3 separate regions of the Homo sapiens genome follow, and all the other regions are linked to region 2. Evidence: chromatin loops called from intact Hi-C (ENCODE). Cell type or tissue: endothelial cell of umbilical vein. All regions are shown on one strand. Each heading gives the region's core, and the rest is flanking DNA. Links, peaks and the distances in the headings are about the cores only. Region 1 overlaps LOC105371557 (a long non-coding RNA gene). Region 2 holds the start of ADORA2B (adenosine A2b receptor). Region 3 holds the start of LOC105371557 (a long non-coding RNA gene).

Region 1 (10,280 bases), core at 2,174-7,173, 120 kb after region 2:
CCGCAGTCTGCAGATCCGGCTGGAACCACCTCCATTCCATGGTCTTCTTCTGAAAATGCCAGAGCCCAACCCTGTGTCAGATGCCTGCCAGGGCTGGTGCCTGGGCAGAGACTCCAGAGCCCCTGTATCAGTCACCAAGAAAGAACAGCCAGCAGTGCTTAGTGAGGCCCTGCTTTCACGGTGTCTTGCTGCTAGGAAAAGGCACTGGTGGAAATTACACCTTCAGGTTATGAGAGCTCTCCATCCTGACAACAAATGACTGCTTTGATTTTACTTCCTGCTGGCAAGAACTTACAGTTTCAGGACCCATGTCATGAAAATGTTCCAAGATAAAGCAGGATAGAGAGAGTGATCCAGACCTTGGAGGGGTAATTTATAGGAAGATGGTGGTGAAGGCTCCTGCCACATCTCCCCTGTATCTGCTCAGTCAGAGTCTTTAGCTGCCTCCCCAGATCTGACTTCTGTTTCTCCAGCTTGATCACATTACCTAGAAATAGACAATTCAGACAGGCCTTGGAAGAGTTGTGAGACTCTTGAGAGAAGATAAGTCAGGTAGCAAAGGGGCAGCTCCACATGCCACAGCAGGTGTTCAAATCTACTCTAAATGCATTCTACTCTAAATGCAACTTTTAGCAATTTCAATTTACCCTGCAAAGAGGGGCTGGAAGCAGCAAGTTCCTCCAAAATAGGGAACACGATGATCTGAAAAACACATGGTGCATATTGAGGTTACAGTCTCAGCAGACAGGATGCACAACCAAATAGCACTACGGGAAGAGGCCTCCTTGGCCACACACACTTGCACACCGAGCCCGGCCTCCCTCGCACTCACACGCAATCATCCTGAGTGTCCTTTATTGCTGTGAGATAGAGGCTTTCACATAACAGAGCACATGACTGCTTATTCCTCCTGTGGTTTGTAAAGCACTTTCCAGAGTCGTGGGTCTCAACGGCAGTTAAGCCTCTGAATCATTGGTGAAGCTTTTCAAAAGCACTGATGTTCTAGTCCACACTCCAGACACCTGGAGGCAGAATCTCCAAGGGCAGACAGAACCCGAGGATGTGTGCATTTGACATCTTCCCAGGTGGCTTGCCTGCCTCTCCCTACTTAAGGACACCTGCAACCCTTCGTTCTCCTCGCCTCCAATTCTCTCCATATGGCTATCAGAGTCATTCGAGTTTAAATCTGATGGTGTCAGTCACCAAGCTGAAATTCCTCAATAGGTCCTCATGCTCTAACCTAGAGCAGTTTTCTATGAAGGCTGTGAATCAGAATCACCAGAGAAGGCTAAAAAGATGCTTGTGGGCAGGTCCTACCCCAGCAGTTCTAGTTCTAGTGGGCCTGGGAGTCTGAGTCTGGGATTATTCTGCTGAGTAGAAAACACCCCCTAATTTCCTTTCATTTTTCAGTCCATTTCTCTCCCATCAGGATCTCATGGGAAGGAGTGATCGGTCTAGGGCTGTGTCTCGGGGTCTCTGAGCAAAAAGATATCTGAATAATACTTCAAAATCCTTTTAAAAAGTTTAACAGCTTTTCAAAAGATGGCTTGGGTTATTGTCAGTCCTGGATATATGATGATATAACCACAGGGGTGGGCCTAAATTTTGCTGTGGACATTAATTATACACTGGTTTTCTTGGTGTGTCTGTGCTGACTTTTAAGGATTTAGGGACAATACAACCCCATTCTCAACAGCAAAATATCACAAAAACAAAAACAAAACAGAACAGAACTTGTCTTCTTTGACTTTTCTTCACAATCATGGTGCTGGGTTTGGAAGGATACACTGATGATAATGGTGTCCAGGTTTTCAGCTGTATCCTGAGAACAGCCTGGATGGCACCGACACTGAATGCTGAGGTTCCACAGTTCTACTGCGTGTCATGTTCAAGAAGAAACGAGGCAGGTGCTGTCAACTCTCACTCTAACCAACTAATCAATATCTGGAATACACAGTCAATTCTCAGGTTCGTGCACAGAGTTGCATCTGGCAATATCTCCATAAAACAAGCAAGTCTCATCAGCAGTGGAAACTCATTCTTCCCATTTCCTTCTTCCTAACACTGAGGAAGTATTTTTAAATTTTTCCTCAGTCTCCTGATCTGCACAACCTGCCTTGCCTGCAACGTTAACCATTCTCACACCTTACAGCCTTTCGAAACCTAGGAGCCGACCAGCACTAACCAAGAAGGATTTAATATTTTCCTGACCTGAGATGATGTGCACGTACGTGTCTTTGGTTTTCAGTCTCACAATAATGTTGCCCACTGCTTTTTAAAATTGGCCGTCTTCTCATGAATCCATAAATTTGGCTGCTTTTCCATCTTTTCCACAGCTGCATCACACTCTACAGATGTCCCTTTAGCATGTCAGGGCAGCTTTACATACATATTGTTGAACTTCCTCTCCCTTTCTCTGATGTACTGTGTTGTCGATTCAGTAACTCAGGCTTAACAGCACAGGAGCTCATGCCTTCAAGAAACTTCCGTAACATACGTGTCTTCTCTGCAGGTCTCTCTCAGCCTCCCTGCGCTTAGGGACAGTGGACAGCACTGCAGCACTGCAGCACTGCACTTGGGGCCATTTTAAACAGCGAAGTCACCAAAACCACGCAAAAAAATGCTAAAAGCACAGTACTAAACAGACCATGGAAAAGACATATGTACAGTATGAGAAGGTAAAGTGTCTGTCTGACCTCAGTGGGGAGCATAAGCACTGGATGACTCAACGTTTTCACTTCTCTGTGCATGTCCAAAAATGACAAAAATGACTCAGTGGAAGTACTCTGCCTGTTGATTTGGGGGTTAAAATACATTTGAGCAGCTGGGCGCAGTGGCTCATGCCTGTAATCTCAGCACTTTGGGAGGCCAAGGCGGGTGGATCACCTGAGGTTGGGAGTTCAAGACCAGCCTGACCAACATGGAGAAACTCCGTCTCTACTAAAAAAATACAAAATTAGCCGGGCATGGTGGCGCATGCCTGTAATCCCAGCTACTCGGGAGGCTGAGGCAGGATAACCTCCGGTGAGCCAAGATTGCACCATTGCACTCCAGCCTGGGCAACAAGAGCAAAACTCCATCTAAAAAAAAAAGAAATTTTTAGCAAGCAGGTGAATTCACAAATGTGCAATCTGTGAATCTGTGAATAAGGAGGATCAACTGCACGGTGTGGGGAACTTCTCAGGCAACTGACCAGGCTATTCTTAGTAATGATTGGTGTGACCTAAATGCTTTGCCCATTAAACCTTTTTTTTTTTTTTTTTTTGAGGCAGAGTTTCACTCTGTTGCCCAGGCTAGAGCGCAATGGTGTGATCTCAGCTCACTGCAACCTTCACCTCCTGGGTTCATGTGATTCTCCTGCCTCAGCCTCCTAAGTAGCTGGGATTACAGGCACCCGCCACCTCACCTGGCTAATTTTTGTATTTTTAATAGAGACAAGGTTTCATCATGTTGGCCAAGTTGGTCTCAAACTCTTGACCTCAGGTGATCCACCCACCTCGACCTCCCAAAGTGCTAAGATTACAGGCGTGAGCCACCACACCTGGCCATGTCCATTAAGTCTTTTGTCACAAAAGCGAAGCACATTAGATGTGATAATTTGATAAGGCTCATTTGGACAAAGCAGGCAACGTTTAATCCCTTTTAAAAATTTCTTTTCCCAAGTCAAAGTAAACAATGAGCTCATAAGCCACATAATGATGCCTCTTCAGCAACTAAGTGGCCAACATCTGTAAGTTACTTGATATCCTACCATCAATGGCACACATGCAGGAATTGTTTTCTTCCTTAGACCAAGAGCACACATTTTTCATCCACTCTGACACCTATCATCCAACTCTATCAGCTCCAAGAGACAACACATTGTCAATGCTTGGTGACAACACAGTGTCAATGCTTGGCAAGGTATTTCTTCTGAATAACCCATTCCTACCCCACAGAATGTCCTTAGGAAAAGTCCCTGTGAACTCTCACACAGTCACAGCTGAAGTGTCCCAACTTGTGGCCTCCAAGCCGATCAGGCTGCTCAGAGACAGTGGCAGCAGCATGGCTCACACACAGCACATCTAGCACAGACAAGAAACATTTGTGGCTGGGTACAGTGATTCACATCTGTAATCCCAGTGCTCTGGGAGACTGATTTGGGACAATCGCTTGAGCCCACAAGTTTGAGGCTGTGGTGAGTATGGTCATACCACTGCACTCCAGTCTGGGAAACAGACTGAGACCCTCTCTCTAAAACAACAACAAACAACAAAGCATTTGCTATTTTTCACAGTCACTTATGTTACTTACTCTTTTCTTCTGTTATCCAGTTTTCAACTTAGTTTAAGAGATTAATGATTGTTTCTTAGGTGACATTCTTCCCGGGAGATTATAGCACACTCAAATGAAAGACTCTTCATAAACCCCAGCCAACACACGGTCAAAAACCTTCCCACAGTCACCCACTGCTGCTGGGTTCTTTAGTGTCCTACTCACTTCCAATCCACATTTCACCTGGGCTTGACCCCACTTATTTTTTAGCTCACTGATAAGTTGAGTACTGTGTAACTTGATAACCCAGTGCTGTTCCACCTGATCTTCCAGTGCAAACATGGTTTCTTTCATGTCTTTGATCTCTGCATCACTCTCTGATGATGCTTCTTGCAGCTTTAGGCTGGTTCTGTTTAGCTGTTCTGCTTGGTGATTACACATCTCCTTCAGGTATGAATAATCTTTTTCCACTTAAAATAAAAGGAAAGTTCCCTGGTCAGTTTAACAACAAAGTTCCCGCAGCGATCAGTCCACTACAAGCCAAAGCCCCATCATGACACAATATACCCATGTAACAAACCTGTACACGAACCCCCTCAATCTAAAATAATACATCACAAAAAACCCCTGGCAAGTCAGCAGCAGGCTCATGGACACAGTGGCAAAGACGCCTTTGGCATGTGCTGTTTCTTGCATTATTAGCCTCAGAAACAGCCGAGGCCACGAACAGTCAGAGAAACATGATGTATGCTTCCAAATGGCTGGATTCTGTACCCCTTCCTACAAGCGAAAGGGAAATCTGCACGCATTTAAATATTCCTCTTTCCTGCAGCTGGGGGAGCAGTGCTTCCCTGGGAGGCACTGGCCCTGTACCAAGAGGGCTGCCTGGTGTGGCCGCCCCACCGCACATCAGCTATGGGGTGGCGCCCTCTGCTGCTGAGCTGTGAACAACGCCCCTGAAGCAAGGCTGATCTTCAATCTCCTTAGCCATAAGATACTTAGCAGTAAGTTACAATGTTTCTTTAGAGAAATACACTATGAACCTGATAGAGAACCACAGTGGAAGGCACAGAGCACTGAAACATACACATACCAGAAGCAGAAAAGTGGCACAGTACAGTCCTTCCACCTGTTCAATTTTTGATTGTTAATATTCTAAATATACAGGAAACTACCAAGAATAATGATAAACAGGTACTCAGACTTAACAATAGTTAAATTTTGCCACATTTGCAAAATCTTTTTATTCTAGGAAGAATTTTTTAAAGCTTCAATGTACCCTCCCACCTCAGAGAGTAATAAGCATTATCCTAAAATTGCTATGTGGTCATCCCTTGAATGGTTTTTCACTTTTACTATATATGTATGTATCCATGATAATGCCTAGTATTGTTCTGGGTGTTTTGAGTGTTTTACACAATGTTATATATACTATATTGTGCTTTTAGAGTGTCGGGTTTGTAACATGGTAATATGCTCTATCCCTCACCATCTATGCTTATTATGCCCTTGCACCTTGCTTTTAGCTGTGTTTTCAAAATGTATCCATACTGGTACACATCCTGCTAGGTGGCTACTTTAGTTGCTGCATAGTATTCCACTGTCTTCAGAAGAAACTATCAACAGAGTAAACAGACAACCTATAGAATGGGAGAAAATATACATTGTTAAGGTATATATTAACAAAGGGAAGCCAGGCAGGTGGCTCAGGACTGTAAACCCAGCCCTTTGGGAGGCCGAGGTGAGTGGATCACCTGAGGTCAGGAGTTCGACACCAGCCTGGTCAACATGGTGAAAACTCCGTCTCTACTAAAAAATACAAAAAATTGGCCAGGCACGGTGTCTCACGCCTGTAATCCCAGCACTTTAGGAGGCCGAGGCAGGTGGATCACTTGGTCAGGAGATCGAGACCATCCTGGCCAACAGGGTGAAACCCTGTCTCTATCAAAAATACAAAAATTAGCTGGGCGTGGTGGCATGTGCCTATAATCCCAGCTACTTGGGAGGCTGAGGCAGGAGAATCACTTGAACCAGGGAGTCAGAAGTTGCAGTGAGCCGAGATTGCGCCACTGTACTCCAGCCTGGTGACAGAGTGAGACTCTGTCTTAAAAAACAAAAAACAAAAAATTAGCCAGGTGTGGTACCAGGCGCCTGTAACCCCAGCTACTTGGGAGGCTGAGGCAGGAGTATCGCTTGCACCCTGGAGGTGGAGGCTGCAGTGAGCCATTGCACTCCAGCCTGGGCAACAAGAGTGAAACTCCATCTAAAATAAATAAATAAAAATAAAAAGGAACGCAGCAAGAAGATATAACAATTATAAATTTATATAAACCTAATAGCAGGATCCCAAAGTATATTTTTAAAAATTGACAGAATGAAAGGGAGAAATACTCTTACACTAATACTAGGACATTTCAATACTTCACTTTCAATAATAGAACAACCAGACAGATCAATAAGAAAATACAGGACTTGAACAACACTACAAACCAACTGGACACAACAGACACATACACAACACTCCACCCCACAACAGGAGAATACACATTCCTCTCAAGTGCACATGGTACGTTCTCCAGGATAGACCACATGTTAGGCCACAAAACAAACCTTAACACATTCTTAAAAATTTAAAATAATTCAAAGTATCTTTTCTGATCACAATGTTATAAAACTACAAATCAATAACAGAAGGAGAACTGGAAAATTCACACATGTGGAAATTAAACACACTCTTTCTCAACTGGTCAAAGAAGAAATGACAAGGGAAATTTGAAAATATCTTGAGACAAAGGAAAATGAAAAGGCAACATGCCAAAAGTTATGGGATACAATAAAACAATGTGAAGAGGGAAGTTTATGTAAACGCATACACTGAAAAAGAAGAAACATAACCAGATCATAACCTAATTATACACCTTGAGGAAATAGAAAAGGAAGAGCAAACCAAACCCAAAGCTAGCAGATGGAAATAATGATTACAGCAGAGATAAACAACATACAGATGGAAAAACAATAGAGAAAATCAACAAAACCAAAAGCTAGCTCTTTAAAAGATCAACAAAATTAGCAACACATTAGCTAGACTAATAAAAAGACTCAAATTATCAAAATCAGAAATGAAATTTGTTAAGAAAAAGAGAAAACTCAAACTATCAAAATCAGAAAGGAAATTTACTAAGAAAAAGAGAGAAGACTCAAATTATTAAAATCAGAAGTGAAATTGGAAACAGTATTACTTATTTTATGAAAATAAAAAAGATTATAAGAGAATACTATGAACAGCAGTATACCAATAAATTTTATAACCTGGATAAAATGGGCATATTCCTAGAAACACACAATCTACCAAAACTGACACATTAAGAAACAGAAAATCTGAATAGACCTACAACTGGTGAGGAAGTGAGGAGACTGAATCAGTAATAAGAAACCTACTGGCCGGGTGTGGTGGCTCACACCTTTAATCCTAGCACTTTGGGAGGCCGAGGCGGGCAGATCACTTGAGGTCGGGAGTTCAAGACCAGCCTGACCAACATGGAGAAACCCTGTCTCTACTAAAAATACAAAAATTAGCCAGGTGTGGTGGCACATGCCTGTAATCCCAGCTACTCAAGAGGTTGAGGCATGAGAATCGCTTGAACCCGGGAGGCAGAGGTTGCAGTGAGCCGAGATTGTACCATTGGACTCCACCCTGGGCAACAAGAGCAAAACTTTGTCAAAAAAAAAAAAAAAAAAAAAAACAATGACAAGCACAAGACCAGATTGCTTTACTAGTGAACCCCACCAAAACATTTAAAGAATCAACTCTAATTCTTCTCAAACTCTTCCCAAAAATCAAAGAGGAGGGAACACTTCCTAACTCATTCTATAAAGTCAGCATTACACTGATACCAAAGCCCAATGAAGCCATCACAAAAAAGAAAATTACAGACCAATATGCCTTAAGTATTTAGATGCAAAAATTCTCAATAAAATATTAGCAAAGTGAACCCAACAGCATATCAAAGAAATTATTCACCATAACCAAGTGGAATTTATTCCTGGAGTGCAAAGATGGTTCAACATAAAAAAAACAATCAGTAAAATGCACCACATTAAAAAAATTAAAAGGCCAGGCATGGTGGCTCATGCCTGTAATCCCAGCACTTTGGGAGGCTGAGGCGGGTGGATCATGAGGTCAGGAGATCAAGACCATCCTGGCTAACATGGTGAAACCCCATCTCCACTAAAAATACAAAAAATTAGCCGGGTGTGGTGGCGGGTGCCTGTAGTCCCAGCTACCTGGGAGGCTGAGGCAGGAGAATCGCTCAAACCCAGGAGGCAGAGGTTGCAGTGAGCCGAGATTGCACCACTGCACTCCAGCCTGGGTGACAGAGTGAGACTCCATCTCAAAAAAAAAAGGAAAAAAATTACAGAAAAAACTATGTTCATCTCAGTTGATGCAGAAAAAACAATTTAAAAAATCCAATACTTTTTCATGATAAAAACACAAGAAACTAGGGTAGAAAGTAACTTCCCTATCATGATAAAGGCCATATTTGAGAATCCCACAGCTAACAACATTCTCAGTGGTGAAAGAGTGAAAGCTTTCCCCTAAGATCAGGAACAAGATCAGGATGCACACATGTCACTTCTCTTCAACATAGCCAGAGCACTTATGCAAGAAAAAGAAATAAAGATATAAACATTGGAAAGGAGAGCATAAGAATATCTCTGTTCACAGACAACATAATCTTCTATGTAAAAAACACTAACAATTCCACTCAATGGGGAAAAGGACAGTCTCTTCAACAAATTACGCTGGAAAAACTGGCTATCCATGTGCGTGAATGAAGCTGAATCCTTATCTGACACCATATACAAAAATTAACTCAAAATGGGCTACAGGCTAAAACTATAAATGTTTTAAAAGAAAACACAGGAGAAAAATCTCCATCAACTGAATTTGGAAATGATACTTTGGATATGGCAACAAAGGCACAGACAATGAAAGAAAAAAATTAGATAAATTGAACTTCATGAAAATTATAACTTGTTTTAATTTTAATAGGACCAAAGGATACTACTGAGAGAGTAAAAAGACAAGTCACAGAATAGAAGCAAATATTTGCAAATATTAAAACTCAACAGTAAGTAGTGTGCAAAATGAAATTAAGGGCTGTAAAAAACAATACTGAATAGGCAAAGTACTTGAGAGTTGTTAGTTGGCTCAAGAAATCTAGAGAGAAGTGGAAGTTCAAAGAACGTGGGTGGTGTTGTGTGTCTGGACTAGACCGTGGGCTTCCTGAGGCCAGGGACTCTGCCATATATACGCATGGTAGGCTCTCTGGCAGTATTTGTTGGGTGGATGCATAGGTGACTAGGACATTCCAACTGGAACGCAGGTTGGACCCATACCGCAAACAGTCTTCATTGCTAAGTAAGAGTATCCAGAATATATTAGTATCCAGAATATATTAATATAAAGAATGCTTATAACAGAATAACGAAAAGACAAATTTCAAGAGACATTTTACCATAAAAGACATATGACTGGACAACAAGCACATGAAAAGATGCTCAACATCATTTGTCACTAGGGAAATGCAAACCCAAACCACACTGAGATACCACCTCATACCCCCTGGGAAGGCTAGAGTGAGAAAGATGGTCAATAACAAGTGTCAGTGAAGATGTGGAGAAATCGGAACCCTCGTGCACGAAGTAAATTATAAAATAGTGCAGCTGCTCTGGAAAGCAGTTTGGCAGGTCCTTAAAATGCTAAATGTAGAATTATCATATGACCCAGTAATTCCACTTCTAGGTATCCATCTACTCAAGAGAAATGAAACATGTTCACCCAAAACTTGAACCCAAAAGTTCATGGAGGCATTATTAACAATCACAGTGACCAAAAAAGTAGAAACAACCCAAATGTCCATCCACCGATGACTGGAAAAGCCATATGACATATCCATAAAGTGGAATGTTACTTAGCCACAAAACTGAAGCAAGTACTGATACCTGCTACAACATGGACAGCC
Region 2 (10,280 bases), core at 2,480-7,479:
AATATAACTTGGCCGTGGTGAGTGAGAATTGGGGGGTGAAGGCCGACCATGCACAGCCTCAGGCTAGGGTAGGGCATAGGGATTTCACTCTCTGTGTCTCTGCAGCGTGGTAAGCAGGGGAACGGTATGATGTGGCTTAGGTTTTAAGTCATCCCGTCTGGCTGCTGTGTGGAGTGGTTACAGGGGAGCAGGAGTCCAGCTGGGGGCCCACAGTGCCCACCAGGAGCTGCTGAGAGAACATGTTCAACGAGGTCCGGGAAGTGACTGCTCGATTCTGCCAAAAGAGGGATGGCGCATGGGTGACCTGACAGGAGAATTCAGTGGCATCCTGGTAACAAGTGGCAGAGTTTGCCAGGGGGGAGGCAAAGGAGTGGATGAGGAAGTGAAGGGGCGTTGATCTAGGGGTATATTCGTGTACTGATGGGTGGCTTCCTGGTGCTGCTCTGACAAAGCCCCACAAACCTAGTGGCTTAAAACAAGCAGGGCGAGAAGGCTGACTTCCAGGTGTGGGCCACGCTCCTGCCAGAGGTTCCAAAGGAGGATCTGTTGCCTCTTCCAGCTTCTGGTGGCCATCCTTCATTCCTTGGCTGTGGCCTCCACCTTCAAACGGCCTTCTCTGCAGATTTATCTTCTAAGAGTGCAAATGCATTAAGAGGCCGCCCAGATAATCCAAATAAGCTCCTTCTCTCAAGATCCACAGAAAGCAGTATTTGTGGGGTTTTGGTTGGTTGTTTTTTGTTTTGGCCATATAAGGGAATAGTCAGAGGTTCTGGGAATTAAAATATGGACATACGTTTTGCAGGGGGCCATCATCCAACCCATTACCATGGGAATGATCTGGAAGAGAAAGGTAACACTGATGCAGAAGGGTGAACCCAAGGAGGGAGCTCTTGGGAAAGCTGGAGGATACAACCCAGAGCCAGAAATCTTCCTGCCAAGCTTTTTTATTTTTTATTTTTTTTGAGACAGAGTTTCGCTATTGTCACCCAGGCTGGGGCTCACTGCAACCTCCACCTCCTGGGTTCAAGCAATTCTCCTGTCTCAGCCTCCCTAGTAACTGGGATTACAGGCGCGTGCCACCACGCCCGGCTAATTTTTGTATTTTTAGTAGAGACGGGGTTTCATCATGTTGGCCAGGCTGGTCTCGAACTCTGACCTCAGGTGATCCACCTGCCTCGGCCTCCCAAAATGCTGTGATTACGGGTGTGAGCCACCGTATCCAGCCCCTGCCAAGCTTTATTTCGAACATTACCAGTGAATTTTATGGGACGGGAATTATAGCTTAATTTTTTGTGTATGTGTGAGACACAGTCTCACTCTGTTGCCCAGGCTGGAGTGCAGCGGTGTGATCCTGGCTCACGGCAACCTCTGTCTCTTGGGTTCAAGCAATTCTCCTGCCTCAGCCTCCCGAGTAGCTGGGATTACAAGCGTGTACCACCACACCCAGCCAATTTTTGTATTTTTAGTAGAGACGGGATTTCGCCATGTTGGCCAGGCTGGTCTCAAACTCCTAGCCTCAACTGATCTATTCGCCTTGGCCTCCCAAAGCACTGGGATTACAGGCGTGAGCCACTGTGCCTGGACTATAGCTCAATTTTTTTTTTTTGAGGCAGAGTTTTGCTCTTGTTGCCCAAGGTGGAGTGCAATGGCGTGATCTTGGCTCACTGCAACCTCTGCCTCCCGGGTTCAAGCGATTCTCCTGCCTCAGCCTCTCAAGTAGCTGGGATTACAGGCACCCACCACCACACCCAGCTAATTTTTATATTTTCAGTAGAGACAGGGTTTCACCATGTTGGCCAAGCTGGTCTCGAGCTCCTGACCTCAGGTGATCCACCCTCTTCAGCCTCCCAAAGTGCTGGGATTACAGGCGTGAGCCACCGTGCCCGGCCCTATAGCTCAATTTTTTTAAGTTTTGAAAAACATTCAGAACCCCCCGCCAACTCCTACCCTAAGCACAAAGTCTTGCTAAGAGGTCTTTAATCCCTACCTCAAAGACCAGATACGTGAGGCACAGAGAAAAGCCTCAATGTGGCAAGAGCAGAGAGGGTGACTGGGCAGGGTCCAGGGACAGGTCAGATACACGGCACTGGACCCATTCGGCCAACTAAACCCTCCCGGATCCACCCTCTTTCAGCTCCACTAGGAAAACAGCTGGCCTCAGCCCTGCCAGAGACTCAATGCCACAGGGCCAGGGAAACTGGGTCTACAAGCAGCGAAGACCCCCACAGTGGGTGTGGCATGAAAGGAACAGGATTCAAGCAGGGAGGAGGAAGTGCTCCTGCCTGAGGGTGAAGTGAGAGCTGGGAGCAGCTTTGGGCATGGCCCACACCCTCCTGCCTGTACACGTCCACCTCCCCCAGCCCAGGAGCTACACGCCCACTCCCGTCGGCACCACTGGGGACTGGAGCCCCCCGCCGCCAGGGCCCAACATCAGGAATTGTCTATGGACTTGAACCAGAGGCAATGGACTTCTGTTTGTGGCCAGCCCTGTCCTGAAGGCAAAGGGCCAGGCCAAGGGCGTCATATTTGTCCCTGGCATTCCCTCCGGCTCCCCTCCCTTCTACACTGTCATCTGTCACATCAGTAAACACCTTGGCAATGCGGTGGCAGGTGGGGGCTGTGGTCTCTGCGGCCACAGGCCTCACACTTGGAGCCCTCGAACCGGGAGGAACTGGGGGTAGGTCCCAGGACTGTCCTAGCCTAAGCCTTTAGCCCTCACTCCCTGCACCTCACCCTCCTTATTGCTTGGCTTCAAAGGGGACACACCTCCTCCCAAACAGGGCACTTCCAACTTTACTCTCACCTGGAGTTCCACAACCCCAGGAAGGCCTCAGGGCCAAGTCAGTGCTTGGGGCGCCATGCACCCAGCCTGTGTCAGTCAAGTGAGGAAAGCTTCAGGCCCTGAATCTAGGAGGATTCTTAGATCGCTGGACCCAAATGTCCCTGGTTAAAGATCCCACTGCTGGAATCCCCTCGACACCCACTCCAGAGATTCTGATTCAGTACAACCAGGTGAGGCCCTGTAATCTGTATTTTAACCTCTTCCCAAGGGGCCATGAACTGCTAGGCCAGCTGAGGGAAGGCCTGCCCCAGGCACCAGCCCCTGAGAGGGAAGCCCTGGGGGCCCTAGTACACCTCTCCCACCCACCAGGGTTGGGGTGGTGCTGTGGCCAGGTCAGACGACTAACTCTGGGGCAGGGAGCTGGGGACTGCCTGTGCACCTCTTCCAGACCTCCAAGCTCTGGACGGGCCAGGAAGGCAGGATGGGGCGAGCCTCAGTGTTCTTCCCTCCTGCCCTTGGCAATGCAAAGAAGCTCAGGGCCTGTGATTCACAGCACTTTCCCCTTAACACACCCACACCCATTTTTTTCAAGACCTCACCCAGCACAAACCAGGACAAGAAGGAACAGATTTAAACTTTCATGGAACTTCCTGCTCCCTGTGGCCTGGGAGATTGTTCCACTAACTCCTCTCTGGGTCTCTGGTCTCTGCCAGGGCAAGTCCAAGGGGTTTCCATTAGATGGACAACTCAGGCTGGGGCTTGTGACTGCTCTGCTGGATGCAAAACATCCAAAATGCCATCAAGTAACAACGATGACACCAAAAGGCAGGGAAGGGATCCAGAAGAGAGAGAAGAAACTGCTGTCCTCCCTAAGCCTTGGAAATCCCTGGGCTGTCACACCTGATGGGAGACATAAGGCCTCCTGGTCCAACAGCACGGGCAGCAGCACATGGAGTGGCCAGACACCCACATAAGGCTCACAGCCCTCCCAAGCAGGAGGCTCCTGTTCCTGCTGGGACCCACGAAACAACCTGCAAGGACCAGGCCCAACACATCTGCCTACTCAAATGGCCTCTGGGAGCATTCTCCGGCTCCATTCCCACAAACACATTCCCCTACAACCACCAGTTTACTGCAGGCAGGCTCCTCCTCCCAAAACAGCAGAGCACTTTTCTCCCTGACTCCTAAACACGGTGCCACACATGGCCTTGCAGAGTGGCCTGATGGCATGGGTGGGGACACGGTGCCAGCTGTGAGTTCAAGCCCCGGCTCTGACACCCATCCCTGATACACCATCCTGGGCAAGACTCCAACCTCCCTGGGCCATCACCCCTCCTCTACGAGATGAAGGTTACAGCACCCGTCCTCTGGTACTACTGCAAGGACTGCTGGGGACACGTTTATTATAAACTGTCTGCACAGAGTTGGCACCCAATAAATGAATTCCTTCCCTTCCTTCCTACTCTGTGATTTAGTTTCCCTGTCTCAGCTCCAAATTTAAAGAGATCTCAAGCTCTCCTCAGAAATGCCAAAGTGGCCCAGGCACCAAAGACAGAGAATAAATACTTTCAACAAACTCTCAATGTTGAAGTCATCAGCTCCAACTGGGAATCCACTCTGGTCGCTGGCTGACTCCATCCCCTGAATCCTAGATTTTCTCAGTGTGGGAGAAAGAGTGGACAAGTAAGTTCGCCACCATTTTCTGCACTTCTCAGCCCGCTCCCAACAGGGCAGCAGGAGATAAATAGTTACACAAGGGCAGTGAGGCTGTAAGGCCGTTTGCCAGACACGAGGAAGCATTGTAACTCCTTTTAAAAGTATATAATCTGAGTCCGTAGCGTTCCCCAAAGTTAACGGACACCTTCCCCTGGGATGGGCCGGGCCGCCTCTCCGCAGCAGACACGTTCTGAAGCTGGCTCATGCGTGTCCATTCTGACGGTGCGAATGCCCAGCGTCCAAAGTTGCCTTGCCCTTAGTGGGAACCTCCCGGGCCTCCGGGAGCCGCAGCACTCACGGGACTGCCGCTGCACCGCCGCTGCGGGCGAGTGTTAGGAACGGCCTTCGTGGCAGGAGTGGAGATGTGATCACCAAAACTCCCGCGCCCCGGGCTCCACCCGCCCACGGGGGTGACGCTTTCCCCGGGGGTGACGCTTTCCCCGGGGTTTCCACGGCGCCTCCCCGGGCGCCGGGGACCGCACTCCCCGGACCCCCTAGAGCTGTCCCTACGCAGATCTCCTTAGAGCGACGCGCATCTGGGATGTCTTGGGTGCCCGGGCGCACTGGTCTAGCGTTGCGGGGTGGCCAGGCTGGGAACCAGCCCTCCAAGCGCCCCGCGCGCCCCCAGCCTGGCCCGTCTGGGGCCCCCGAGGGAGGAACCCCGGCCTGGAGAAGACGACCCATTTCGGAGCTCCGACGGGGCCCCGAGTTCGGGCGACGCCGAGCGCCTCACCTGAGCGGGACACAGATGGCCAGGTATCTGTCGACTGCCACGGCCAGAAGGCTGAAGATGGAGCTCTGCGTGAGCACCAGCACGAAGCAGGCGAGGAAGAGGCAGCCGTAGAAGTCAGTGCAGAAGCCCAGGCTGATGGTGATGGCAAAGGGGATGGCGAAGAGCCCCACGGCCACGTCGGCCGCAGCCAGGGACACCAGGAAGTAGTTGGTGGGCGTCTGCAGAGTGTTCGCCGTGCCCACCGCGGCGCACACCAGCACGTTGCCCGCCACCGAAAGCGCGGCGATGACCAGCTCCAGCGCCACGTACAGCGCGTCCTGTGTCTCCAGCAGCATGGCCGGGCCAGCTGGGCCCCGGGCGCCCCCTACCGAAGGCGCGCCGGGCGAGGGGCAGCCGCGTGAGACCCGCCGGGCATGGCCATAGCGCCCGGACCGCGCCTCCGCCTGCCGCTTCTGAGCCTCGGGGCTGGGGCGCTGGTGGCCGGGACCCACGGGTCGGGGCCCCCCGCGGCCAAGAGGCGGCACCCATTGGCCCGCGCGCCCGCCCGTCTCGGGCTGGGCGGAGCACCACCCACTCGCCCGAGCCCAAAGTTCGCGCCCGCGCGGGGCCCCTCCGGTCCAGGCGCCGTGCCGCGTCTTGGTGGCGGCGGATAACTAACAAATTGCCCCAACTTCCCGTCACGCTCGAGCTCGGAGGCTGTGTCCCAGTGCTCGCACTGCCTTCCAGTCCGGGCGACTCCTGGGATGGGGCCGGGCTCTGCCCGGGGCGCCAGCAGGTCCCAGGAGCCGCCGCGAGAGGACCCCCCAGGGCCGCGCAACCCCGGGCGGGGCGAGCTCACTCCAGGCTAACCCTGCGCACCCCGGGCAGGCCGACTGGATGGGGGGCTGCCGGGCAGGCAGGGAGCCGAGGCCGCAGTCCCCGCTCGTGCAGCAGTCTCGGGCAGCGCAGCACCACCGGAGCTGTCTCCAGGCTGCGGGGCCGGACTGCAAGGAGCCCTCGGGGGCTGCAGCCCCCTCCGGCCGCCTCCCAGCGAGGCTCAGCGCTGTTCTCCACCCTCGCCCGCGCCACTGCCCCTACGGCCCCGCTCTGCCTTCTACCTTAAGACAAGCTCGTGGCCGTCCCATCCTCGTCCACCGCCCGAAAATACCAGTGTTCCCCGGGCCCTCTTTTTTCTTTCCTTCACACTCACCCTGGATCGGCACAGGCTCCCGAGGCCTCCCACGTGGCCCTCACACCCTTAACTCCCAAATCTCTTGCTTCAGCCCTAACAGCCTCCTGAGGGCCAGATCCTAACACCCCACTGCCGACTCTCGCCAGGAGAGAGACTGGTGCCCCCAAATCCAACAAGACCAAAACCAAGCTCATCTCTAATTCTCCCCAAACCTGTGCTGCCGCCTTTTCCTGGGACCCTGTTCGTTATTGACCTGGCAACCCTCACCCACCCTAGGAAGTTTGCTGACACCCTGAGCCTTCGCCTTTCTCCACGTCCCAATGATCAGCAGTGCTGCTGGTTCTGCTTCCAGAGACTTGCTTCCTTTTACCCCCAAAGTCCTGCCCCGAGTCCCTCCTCACCACCTGCTTCTACCATCCCTCCCTCTCTGCCTGTGGGTCCTCAGCTTCTGCAGCCCTCACCAACACCATTGTTCTAGAGCACTCCTGGCCACGCTATTTCACCACCCGAAAGCCTTTGCTGACAGTCACCAAAGAGGATGGGTAAGGAGATTTTCCAGCAACAGGAAAAGATGCTTGTAAAATCATGTAAAGCAAAAATCAAAACATGGGGTGACTGCTAAAGGGTAAAGGATTTTGTAAAGGATTTTTTAGGGTGATAAAAATTTTCTCAATGTGGTGATGGTTGTACGGTTCTGTGGATATACCTCAATGCCACTGAACTGTACACTTGAAAGGCATGCATTGTGTGGCACATAAATTATATCTCAATGTAGCTGTAATGACGACAACATGGCTCACGCCTATAATCCCAAAACTTTGGGAGGCCAAGACAGGAGGAACATTTGAGGCCAGGAGTTCAAGACCAGCCTGGCCAATGTAGGGAGACCCCATCTCTAAACAAACAAATAAAAAATAAATCAGCCAGGCACGGTGGCAGGTGCCTGTAGTCCCAGCTACTTGGGAGGCTGAGGCAGGAGGATCCTTTGAGGCCAGGGGTTCGAGGCTGCAGTGAGCTGGGATCATGCCACTGCATTCCATCCAGGCTGGGCAAAAGAGGGAGACCCTGTCTCTAAAAAAAGACAAGAAGAAGAAAAACCCCTCTGCCCTCCACAGGCATAAACAGTCACATCTGCCCTTGCACCAACGAGGACAGCAAAATGTCAAAAACACACACAGTAGACCTCCTAGCTGGGTGGGATGATTACAGGGAATTTTTTTTTCTATTTCCCTTGAGGTTTTGTTACTTCCATAATGAAAACAGTTGATTTATATATCAAAATATTGGCAAGCCCACACATTCCGTGTCCTGGTCACGTGAGTTCTGGAATCACCTGCTCCACCAATCACGTTCCCACAGCAGTTGACACAAACTTCTGCTGCCACACAGAAGGCCAGAGAGATCAGGCAGCTCCTCCAATAGCACTTCCTTGGAGTGGCAGAGGGCAAAGGGTTAGAGGAGGCTTCCTGGGGTACTGGCTTTTACAGAGTGAGGGAGGCTTCACAGTGGGGTGGTTCCAGCTATACCAGGCAGAGGTGGTAGTTAGGAGTTTGCCCAGGGGTGCCATGCCCAGGAGAGTGAAGAGAAAAAGGCCTAGTGGAGAAGGCTCTGGCTGCCAGGCTGGAGAGCTGGGCCATCCTGCTGGGATGCCAGTCCGCAGAGGTCACAGGACGGGGCGGGGATGGTCAGAGCAATATCCAAAGGAGTGAGTGGAGATTTTGCAGAGGGAGAGGAGGCGAACGGTGTCTGGCTGGTTGCTATGAGTGGTTCCTGCACGCCCTGCAGCTGCTGGGCCTGGGCTCTGCTCTAGCATTTCCTGTGCCCAGAATCACCATTTCCCCTTTTCAGAGCCCAACCTCCATCAGGAAACCTTCCCTGAATCACCCAATGTATTAGGCCATTCTTACATTGCTATAGGGAAATATCTGAGACTGGGTAATTTACAAAGAAAAGAGGTTTATTTGGCTCACAGTTCTGCAGCCTGTAAACCATAGTGCCAGCATCTGCTTGGCTTCCAAGGGGCCTCAGGGAGCTTTACTAGTGGCAGAGGGTGAAGTGGGAGCAGGCATGTCACATGGGGAAAGCAGGAGCAAGAGGTGGGGGGAGGTGCCACACCTTTTTTAACAACCGGATCTAGTGAGAACTCACTCACTATCATGAGGACAGCACTAAAAAGGATGGCACTAAACCATTCATCAGAAACTGCTCCACTGCTTCCACTAGGCCCCACCTCCAACACTGGGGATTACATTTCAGCATGAGATTTGGGAGGACAGATTTCCAAACGATAGCACCCAAGTAGGAAGTCTCCAGCACAGGGCTGTGCCCTGTTCCCGTCTGTGTTGCAGTCCACTGAGTTTCAGGTCCCCGGTGTCCCTCACCAGCAAAGCTTTCCCTTCTCCGTCCTCTCCCCACCCCAGCCCCACCTGGTACCCTCTGACTCACACAACAACCCGCCCCTCTTCACAAAGTCTTTGTGAAATGAATCATACATTTTCCTGACTCCTTCAACCCCTGATCCACGCTAGGATTTGAGCTGGACTCACTGGGTCCATGGGGGTGCCAATTATTATTATTAAATATTATAATAATTATTATTAACAGGTTATTATTCAGGAAACACGAGGAGGAAGGGTGGAATCCGAAGAGAGTCATGGCATTTAGTCTTTTTTTTTTTTTTTTTTGAAACAAGAGTCTCACTCTGTCACTGAAGCTGTAGCACCATGGTGGGATCATAGCTTACTGCAGCCTCAACCTCCTGGGCTCAGGTGATCCTCCCACCCCAGCCTCCCAAGTGGCTAGGACTACAGGTGCACACCACCATGCCTGGTTAATTTGTAATGTTTTTGTAGAGACAGTGTCCCACTATGTTGCCCAGGCTGGTCTTGAACCCCTGGGCTCAAGCGATCCTCCCATCTCAGCCTCCCAAAGTGCCGGGATTACAAGTGTGAGCCACTACACCCAGCTGGTTTAGTCTTGAAAGCAATTGGTGTGCAGGGAGCAGAGCCCAGGTCTTAGCAACAGAGACTCCAGGTTTGATTCCCAGCTCTGCTGTTGATGTTGGACAAGTCAATTAATCTTTCTAAGCCCCTATTTCTTATGTATAAGATGGGATAACAATATCTACTTCACAGGGTCAGGCTAAAAAGGGGCAGGAGGAGCCATCTGCCATCTGACTACCTCTAGATCCTGACTCCTGGAAAACAACTGCAGTGATGAAAGCATCTGGTTAGGTTAGGACTAGAGCCCTAGAAACTCAAGTGGGACTTTCACTGGTGAAAGTGGAAGGGTATGCTTCCTGAACAAACTGACCCTCCGTGGACCTCTTCCAGACTGCTAGTACACATCGTCTCATCTCTCACCCCTCTCATCCTGCCTCAACTGCCAGAGCAGAATCCAGGTGACATACAGATGGTCCCAGAAATATCATGACAGGCCCAGGTTCTCTCTTTCTGCTCTGCCATCTTCAGTAGCTTTCCTCTTAGGCTTGTTGCCACATGGTTACAAAAAGGCTGCCACAGCTGCAAGCATTGCTTGCTCATGCAACCTCATTCAATGCAGAAGAGGGCTAGCCTCCCTACCGTTTATCATGAGGTGAAGTCGTGGATCACTTGCTACCCTACACCAACCATGAGCACAGGGAAATGGAATGATCATGCCTGGCTTTGACCAAATATGGTTTATTCCATGGGGAAGAGGAAGGGGCATACCTTTCCCAAATATGTTACCCTCCGAATAAACTTGGGGCTCTATAAAATAAAGAGGAAAAGAGTACAGTGCACATTGCCCCTCAGTGTCTGTGTGAGTGTCAGAGGGAAATTTTAAGTCTAACCTGAGAGCTCTAGGCCTCACTGGCTTGTACATAAAGATGGCACACA
Region 3 (7,173 bases), core at 1-5,000, 97 kb after region 2:
ATTCTGGCAGGAACAGAAGCTCCTTTACTGGACCAGCATTGAGATGCTCTGGGAACCCTTCCTGGAAGCTCAGTGGACAGAGCCTACTGCCTTCTCCAGCCCTTCCAGTACCAAATGCCCTGGATTAAATCCCTTTCTGCTTAACTACAGTGATCTCTCATATTTGCAAATGAATCTTGATCCACCCTTATGCAGAAATAGCCCCTTTAGTGGTCAAAAAATTGCATAAGGATCTTCACTTTATTGTTTACCCCAAGTAACCTAAAATCTATCAGTAGAAGTATGGCTATATAAATTGATGTGTATTATATAACCTTTACAAAAAGGAATCATTTCTCCAAATGTTGCAATGTAAAGATGTCTCAGACATATTCCTTTATTCATTCAACAAATATTTGTTGAGCTTCTATCATGATGTGACCATGTTTCACTCCCTGTTACCGACAAAAGATGTGTTAGCAAGCAAAATAAACAAAAATCTTGGTCCTCACGGAGCTCACATTCCAATGATAAAGTGAAATGAGTAAGTGTTGGACTAACGTGTAGTATAATCCAATTTACACAACACACACCCTCTCTCTACACACACAGACACAGACACACACACACACACATATGTATAAAGAAAAACATCTAGAGGGATATACAACAAACCATAAGCAGTGGTTATTCCTGGGGCTCATCTACCTGGCAGGAGAGACAGCAGCTGCTGGGGAGGTCCTCATTGGTATTTCGCTTAGGGGGCTTCTAAGGGCCTTATGGACAGAAGTATTCTGTCCAGTTCCATCTGCCAAGAAAAGAGATGGGAACATTTACATGTTGTTCCAGTTCAAAATAGCAAATAATACTTTTTGATTTACCTCTTTGGTGACTTGAGAAGTATTCCATGGTGTTTAGTGTGATATTTATTATTCTTTTCTCCTCTGGACTAGAGCTGAATTGGAGAAATGAGAGGGGAGGAGGAGTTAGCTGAGTGGAGGCCAGTCCTAGATGTAGGACAACTGAGTAAAACGAATATGTTTAAATAATGAGGTGCCTAGGGGAGGAAGGAACAGGAAAGTTCTTGCACAAACTGTGACTGTTAATTCATTTCCCATTTTCACTGACTCACTCACTGGGCTTTCATGTCTTTCAATATGTGTAGTTTAATCTTCATTTAATTTAATTGCAAACTATTTTAGCAGAGATAATAACCGGGTACATTCTAGGATTAATTTTTACTACAGCCTTTTTTTTTTTTTTTTTGAGACAGAGTGTTGCTCTGTTGCCCAGGCTGGAGTGAAGTGGGGCGATCTCGGCTCACTGCAAGTTCCACCTCCCGGTTCATGCCATCCTCCTGCCTCAGCCTCCTGAGCAGCTGGGACTACAGGCACCCACCACCATGCCCAGCTAATTTTTTGTATTTTTAGTAGAGACGGGGTTTCACCATGTTAGCCAGGATGGTCTCAATCTCCTGATCTCGTGATCTGCCCGCCTCGGCCTCCCAAAGTGCTGGGATTACAGGCGTGAGCCACCGCGCCCACCCTACTAGAGTCTTTCAATACAATGGCATGTTCATTGAAGTCCAGGAAGAAAGATACTGTTACAGTGGACAGATGCATATTGTTTCTTCTATTTGCTATCTTTATGTGTACAGTATATGTATGAAGTATAGCTATGCATCTTTCTCATACATGAAGATAAACATGACTAAAGGGGTATTGTGAGTCTATCAGAAAATTCCAGGAAACCTGGGAGCACACCAAGATCAGAAGTGACAGATCAACACAGGTGCTCACATACAAGACCAGGTAGAAAAATGTCTAGCAGGCTGCAAGATGGGGATGGCCAAGGGTGCCTACAAAAGGGTCAGGTGCACAGTTGTGATGCCTGGTTTCCTTGGAGATGAAGCCTCTGGCTGACCGTGCTATTTCTCATGAAATAAGAAAATGGCAAATAGTAGTGACCTGAATTTAATGGCTATGAGAGGCAGAAAAGAAATGAGGCAAGGCAGGAACTGGAGAGGAGGAAGAGGTAGAGAGGAAGAGGCTGCTTTTGTGTTACTCATGAGTCAGGCTCTCCATCAGTGCCTCCCCGGAGCCTGGGCCAGGCTCCTGCCTGCAGCGGCTCCATGTGGTAGTACCTGGAAAGTGCCCTTGTGGTTGTTAACAACGTGGGGCCAGGGTACAGTCAAGAAACGTTTGATATGTCGGGCCAAAGTTTGAATGTGGAACTTTGCTTATAGAAAAAAATGATTAAATACCAGGGCATCCCAAGTCAAATGACTTGATGAGTGACTTATGGTGGTCATGGGCTCTGAGGGCGTTGGAGATGTTCTGTTAACACACACACCAGGCCACTGGCCAGCAGCATCGACCTTGGGGGACTCTGGCTCTTCATCCACAGGTCTGCACGGCAAAGGTCAAATCAAACTGAAAAGGTGGAAGACGTCCCCATGGGAGAAAAAGACACAGAGGAAAACAGAGCTGATGTGGAGAAAATAAACAAAGCTGGAAGGGAAATTCTAAATTTAACATCCTATTTTCTCTACCAGCTTTGCATCAGGAAATAATGTAGGCATTGCTCTTGATTTTTTAAAAAGCTGTTTCTTGAGAAACGGTCAAAAATGATATTTTTATATGTAGAATGACTTGACATTAGCTCTAATTAAGAAGTCTGTATGCTGCAAATTGTGAAAAAATGCAAATGTTACTGATCATAAACATTTTGCTTATTGTCAATGGTGAATGCAGTGGATTGGCTTGTTGGCAAATGCTCCAAACCCCACGTGGCACACAGAGGCTGGAAAGATGAAATCTCAGAGCTCTCCTGCAGCTGGGATTTTGGGCGTGATTTAAGTTCCATCATCAGAAAGACTTGAGCGAGACCCGGAGTGGCACCTGAGTCAGGGGGAGAGAGGCAGGGCACAGGGCGTTCACTATGTGCACAGAGACTGTAGCAGAGACAAGATGCTTCTGGTGCTGGTAACTGTGGTGGCACCTTTCCAACTGGGTGGGCAGCTTTCTGAAGTTAAGGCTCCTGTCCTGGTGGAGGGAGCAGGTTCCCTGGTGGTCCAATTCTGTGTGGAGACTTTGGGAGCTGCTCCTGGAAGCTCAGCCCTCCCAACAATTCTGCAAGCCATTTAACGCTTTTCCGTCTAAGCCAACGAGAGTGCAATCCATTATACACAACAGAATCCTGACTCAGACATTCTGTCTTCTAAGCCTAAGAGTCGCAACACAACTCTAAAATAACACTGCATTCTGCATGAGCTGAAGCTCCTGCTCTCACCCAAATTCCCTGGTGTGTTCTTTGTGAGGTTTCTAAGTGTAAGCACAGACTCACAGAAAGTCTTTTATGATAGATCATTGACCCAATCCTCAATCCTCTCATGTATGGCTCCCTTATCTAGGGGACTTTGGCATGTCATGTGATCTCCCTGTGAATGAGCCAAGACAAGGACTCCCAGCCTTCTGACTGCTAAATCATTGCTCTCTTCATTACATCATATTGTCACAGCTGTTTTGCAAGATGACTAATTTATGAGAATAGTTCAAACAACGTATCTGGAAGTAGATTTTTAAAAAGGTCAGTGGAAGTTTAAAATATTTATTTACTGATTGTTTTGAAGTTAATCTAGCTACTCATAAGCTTCTGTGGTTGAATTTACGGTGTACTTAATTCTCTAAGCTTTCCTCTGTTGCTCTGTAAACATGAATAGAATACATTTCACAGAAACAGAACTTAAAACAGTTAACCCACGCTGTCTTACACTCTTGACTTCACAGCCCCTTCTTCTGAGTGGAAAAAAAATCAGTAAACTGAAAACTTCATTGGAAGAAACCATTAGGAACTTAACAAACTGTAAGGGGTTGGGTTTTTAAATAATTTTTAAAGGTTTACTGACAGGAACTGGTTTTCACATTTTCCCCTTTATGTTACACAGAATAAAATCAGGTTGGCAAATATGCAGAAACAGAATGAAATCAGGTTAGGTCTGAGGAGAAAAAAATCTCTGTCTGTGCCAGCCATTCTCAGGAAGGTCATCAAGACACAAAACGGGCCACCTTCTTATCAGTCCATTTAAATGACTTGGTCCCAAAGGCCTCCAAGGACAATCATTTTAAATAACTCATGTTCATTTTCTTCTTTGATAATTTAATAAGAACAAAATAGAGAAGCCTACATTCTGCTGAGGTATTCCTTTCAGTTATCTAAGTTTCTCTGCAATTCAAAATATTGAATGATAAATAGACTCATTCAGAGTGTATAAGAAAAAAGCAAGGCCACAAGAATTAATTTCCAGTACCCCTGTCTTTGGGCATCCTAAAATGTTATTTCAAATGCTCAGTCTGCTTGGCTAGAACAATACGAGTCAGTATGAGAAAGCCCTGCATCATTTAAGCAGATTAGAGAAATACTCACTAAATACTCACCATGTTATATAATTGTGTGTGTGTGTGTGTGTGTGTGTGTGTGTGTGTGTGTGTATGTGTATGTGTAGGTGTATGTGTGTAGGAGGCATTCACAAAACAAAGCCTGAACTGAATAACCAAAGAAAATCGTTATTAAGAATGCTATTAGTGGCTGGGCATGGTGGCTCATGTCTGTAATCCCAGCACTTTGGGAGGCCGAGGCGGGTGGATCACTTGAGGTTAGGAGTTCGAGACCAGCCTGACCAACAGAATAAAACCCCGTCTCTACTAAAAATACAAAAATTAGCCCGGTGTGAGTGATGGCACACATCTGTAATCCCAGCTACCTGGAAAGCTGAAGCAGGACAATCACGTGAACCCGGAAGGCAGAGGTTGCAGTGAGTGGAGATTACTCCCACTCCAGCCTGGGTGACTGAGCGAGACTCTGTCTCAAAATAAAAAATAAAAATAAAAATAAAAAAAGAATACTATTAGTGTCCAGGCCTGGTGGCTCACACCTGTAATCCCAGCACTTTGGGAGGCCGAGGTGGATCACTCAGGCTGGAGTGTAGTGGCAACACCTCGGCTCACTGCAGCCTCAATCTCCCAGGCTCAAGTGATTCTCCCACTTCAGCCTCCAGAGTAGCTGGGACTAGAGATGTGCACCACCACACTTGGCTAATTTTTTTTTTAAGAGATGAGTTTTCACCACGTTGCCCAGGATGTTCTTGAACTCCTGGACTCAAGCGATACCTCTGCCTCAGCTTCCCAAAGTGCTGGGATTACATGCATGAGCCACTGAGTTTGGCTCTTTCTTTAGTTACATCACTGATGAAATAGTTGCTTTGTGTTTAGGGGCTACATTTAACACAACAAAATGAAGCATGTGTTCTGCTTGTCCCCAGAATATAAAACTATGTTAATAACAGAAAATTTCACTGAAACAAATATACATACATAATATGGTTTGGTTCTGTGTCCCCACCCAAATCTCATGTTGAATTGTAATTCCCATTGTTGGAGGTGGGGCCCAGTGAGAGGTGACTGGCTCATGGGGGCAGTTTCTAACGGTTTAGCACCGTCCTCCTAGTGCTGTCTTGCGATAAGAGTTCTCAAGGGATCTGGTTGCTTGAAAGTATGTAGCACCTCCTGCTTCATTCACTCTCTCTCCTGCCAGCCATGTGAATATGTACCTGCATCCCCTTCACCTTCCACCATGATTGTAAGTTTCCTGATGCCTCCCTAGCCATGCTTCCTGTGTGACCTGTAGAACTGTGAGTCAATTAAACCTTTTTTTTTTTTTTTTTGAGATGGAGTCTTGGCTCTGTTGCCCAGGCTGGGGTGCAATGGAGTGATCTTGGCTCACTGCAAGCTCTGCCTCCCGGGTTCATGCCATTCTCCTGCCTCAGCCTCCTGAGTAGCTGGGACTACAGGCACCCGCCACCATGCCCGGCTAATATTTTTGTATTTTTAGCAGAGACGGAGTTTCATCGTGTTAGCCAGGATGATCTCGATCTCTTGACCTTGTGATCTGCCTGCCTCAGCCTCCCAAAGTGCTGGAATTACAAGTGTGAGTCACTGTGCCTGGCAATTAAACCTTTTTTCTTTATAAAATACCCAGTCTCAGGTAATTCAATTTTTTTTTTTTTTTTTGAGACTAAGTCTTGCTCTGTCTCCCAGGCTGGAATACAGTGGGGCAATCTCAGCTCACTGCAACCTCTGCCTCCCAGATTCCAGCGATTCCCCTGCCTCAGCCTCCCAAGTAGCTGGGATTACAGGTGCATGCCATCATGCCTGGCTAATTTTTGTATGTTTAGTAGAGATGGGGTTTTGTCACGTTTGCCAGGCTGGTCTTGAATTCCTGACATCAAGTGACTCTCCTGCCTTGGCCTCCCAAAGTGCTGGAATTACAGGCATGAGCCACTGTGCCCAGCCTCAAAGTAGTTCTTTATAGCAAAGTGAGAACAAACTAATACAGTATAACTCCACTGTATATGACAGGCACAGTACCATGTGTCTTAAAAATGTTATCTAATTTAATTTTCCACAAAACCTCCACACATTATCTCTTATTTTAGAGGAAAATTTGATGATGGTCACATGGTTCATGAATGGTAAATCTGGGATGCAAATCCAGCTCTGGCCAGGCCTTTCTCAAATTTTCTGTTGTGCACAAGTGTTCTGTAAGAGGTATACACGGTTCCAAAAATAATGCTGATGGTATTTCTTCTTAAAATATAATAATATTTAAGAAAAAACATTCCCAATATTTCTTTCAACATTCCTATTTTTGTACAATAATCTGTTCTTACAAGGTGGCAACCCATACCTGTGAATAACATTTGGAGGCCAGACTTTCTGATGGTGTGTCACACACAGCAGGTGACACGCACGCACCCTATAAGCAGGCAGCGTCTCCACAGAGCACAACAAGGTGCACGGCCCTCCTCACTGAACGCTGGTCTGCCTTCTACGTCTTACCTTGTCATTTAAGACCACATACATATATGTCTGTAATTATTTCCCTTTAAAACTTTTATTTAACCTCTCTAATTTGTTGCTTTCTTTGTTATATTAGAGAACAGAGTCTTCAATTGCCAGTGATTGTCTATAGCTTTTACTTCCTCAAGACACCACTTTACGTTGTTTATTCTGATCCAGGCACAGGTGAGCTCCTATACAAGATTTTTTTTTTAATGTTCAGTAGAAACAGGGTTTTGCCATGTTGGCCAGGCTGGTCTTGAACTCATCACATTAAGTGATTCATCCACCTTGGCCT

The links. Hi-C counts contacts between places; a loop is a spot of excess contacts. Peaks named below come from ENCODE experiments on the same cell type or tissue, not always from the same donor. Only the 100,000 strongest peaks of a DNase experiment are listed, where the experiment ranks them.
Region 1: a loop joins it to region 2, with 7 times the contacts of the local background. A loop is called at or near these places in 10 of 110 quality-filtered maps.
Region 3: it touches region 2 in a loop (6-fold over the local background); 3 of 110 quality-filtered maps call a loop at or near these places.

The regions. Positions count from the first base shown.
Region 1 is chr17:15,823,813-15,834,092 of GRCh38, reverse strand. It overlaps LOC105371557 (a long non-coding RNA gene), which reads left to right. Exons shown (of 4, transcript XR_934263.3): 4 at 2,513-2,581. It also overlaps the pseudogene SPECC1P1. Among named protein-coding and RNA genes, the nearest start is that of LINC02087, 11 kb to the right of the region's middle. RefSeq lists an enhancer at 5,004-5,298. In endothelial cell of umbilical vein, for the core only: a CTCF peak has its summit at 5,146 (motif pointing left); a DNase peak (open chromatin) is centred at 5,222; H3K27me3 peaks cover 183 bases.
Region 2 is chr17:15,940,535-15,950,814 of GRCh38, reverse strand. It overlaps ADORA2B (adenosine A2b receptor), which reads right to left and starts at 5,685. Exons shown (of 2, transcript NM_000676.4): 1 at 5,232-5,685. The coding sequence starts at 5,566. RefSeq lists an enhancer at 4,868-5,682 and a silencer at 5,510-6,129. In endothelial cell of umbilical vein, for the core only: a CTCF peak has its summit at 5,574 (motif pointing left); DNase peaks (open chromatin) are centred at 4,564, 5,584 and 5,964; H3K4me3 peaks cover 1,931 bases; H3K27ac peaks cover 1,690 bases.
Region 3 is chr17:15,844,185-15,851,357 of GRCh38, reverse strand. It overlaps LOC105371557 (a long non-coding RNA gene), which reads left to right and starts at 3,480. Exons shown (of 4, transcript XR_934263.3): 1 at 3,480-3,567; 2 at 6,973-7,061. It also overlaps a transcript of ADORA2B not described here. In endothelial cell of umbilical vein, for the core only: a CTCF peak has its summit at 2,115; a DNase peak (open chromatin) is centred at 2,117.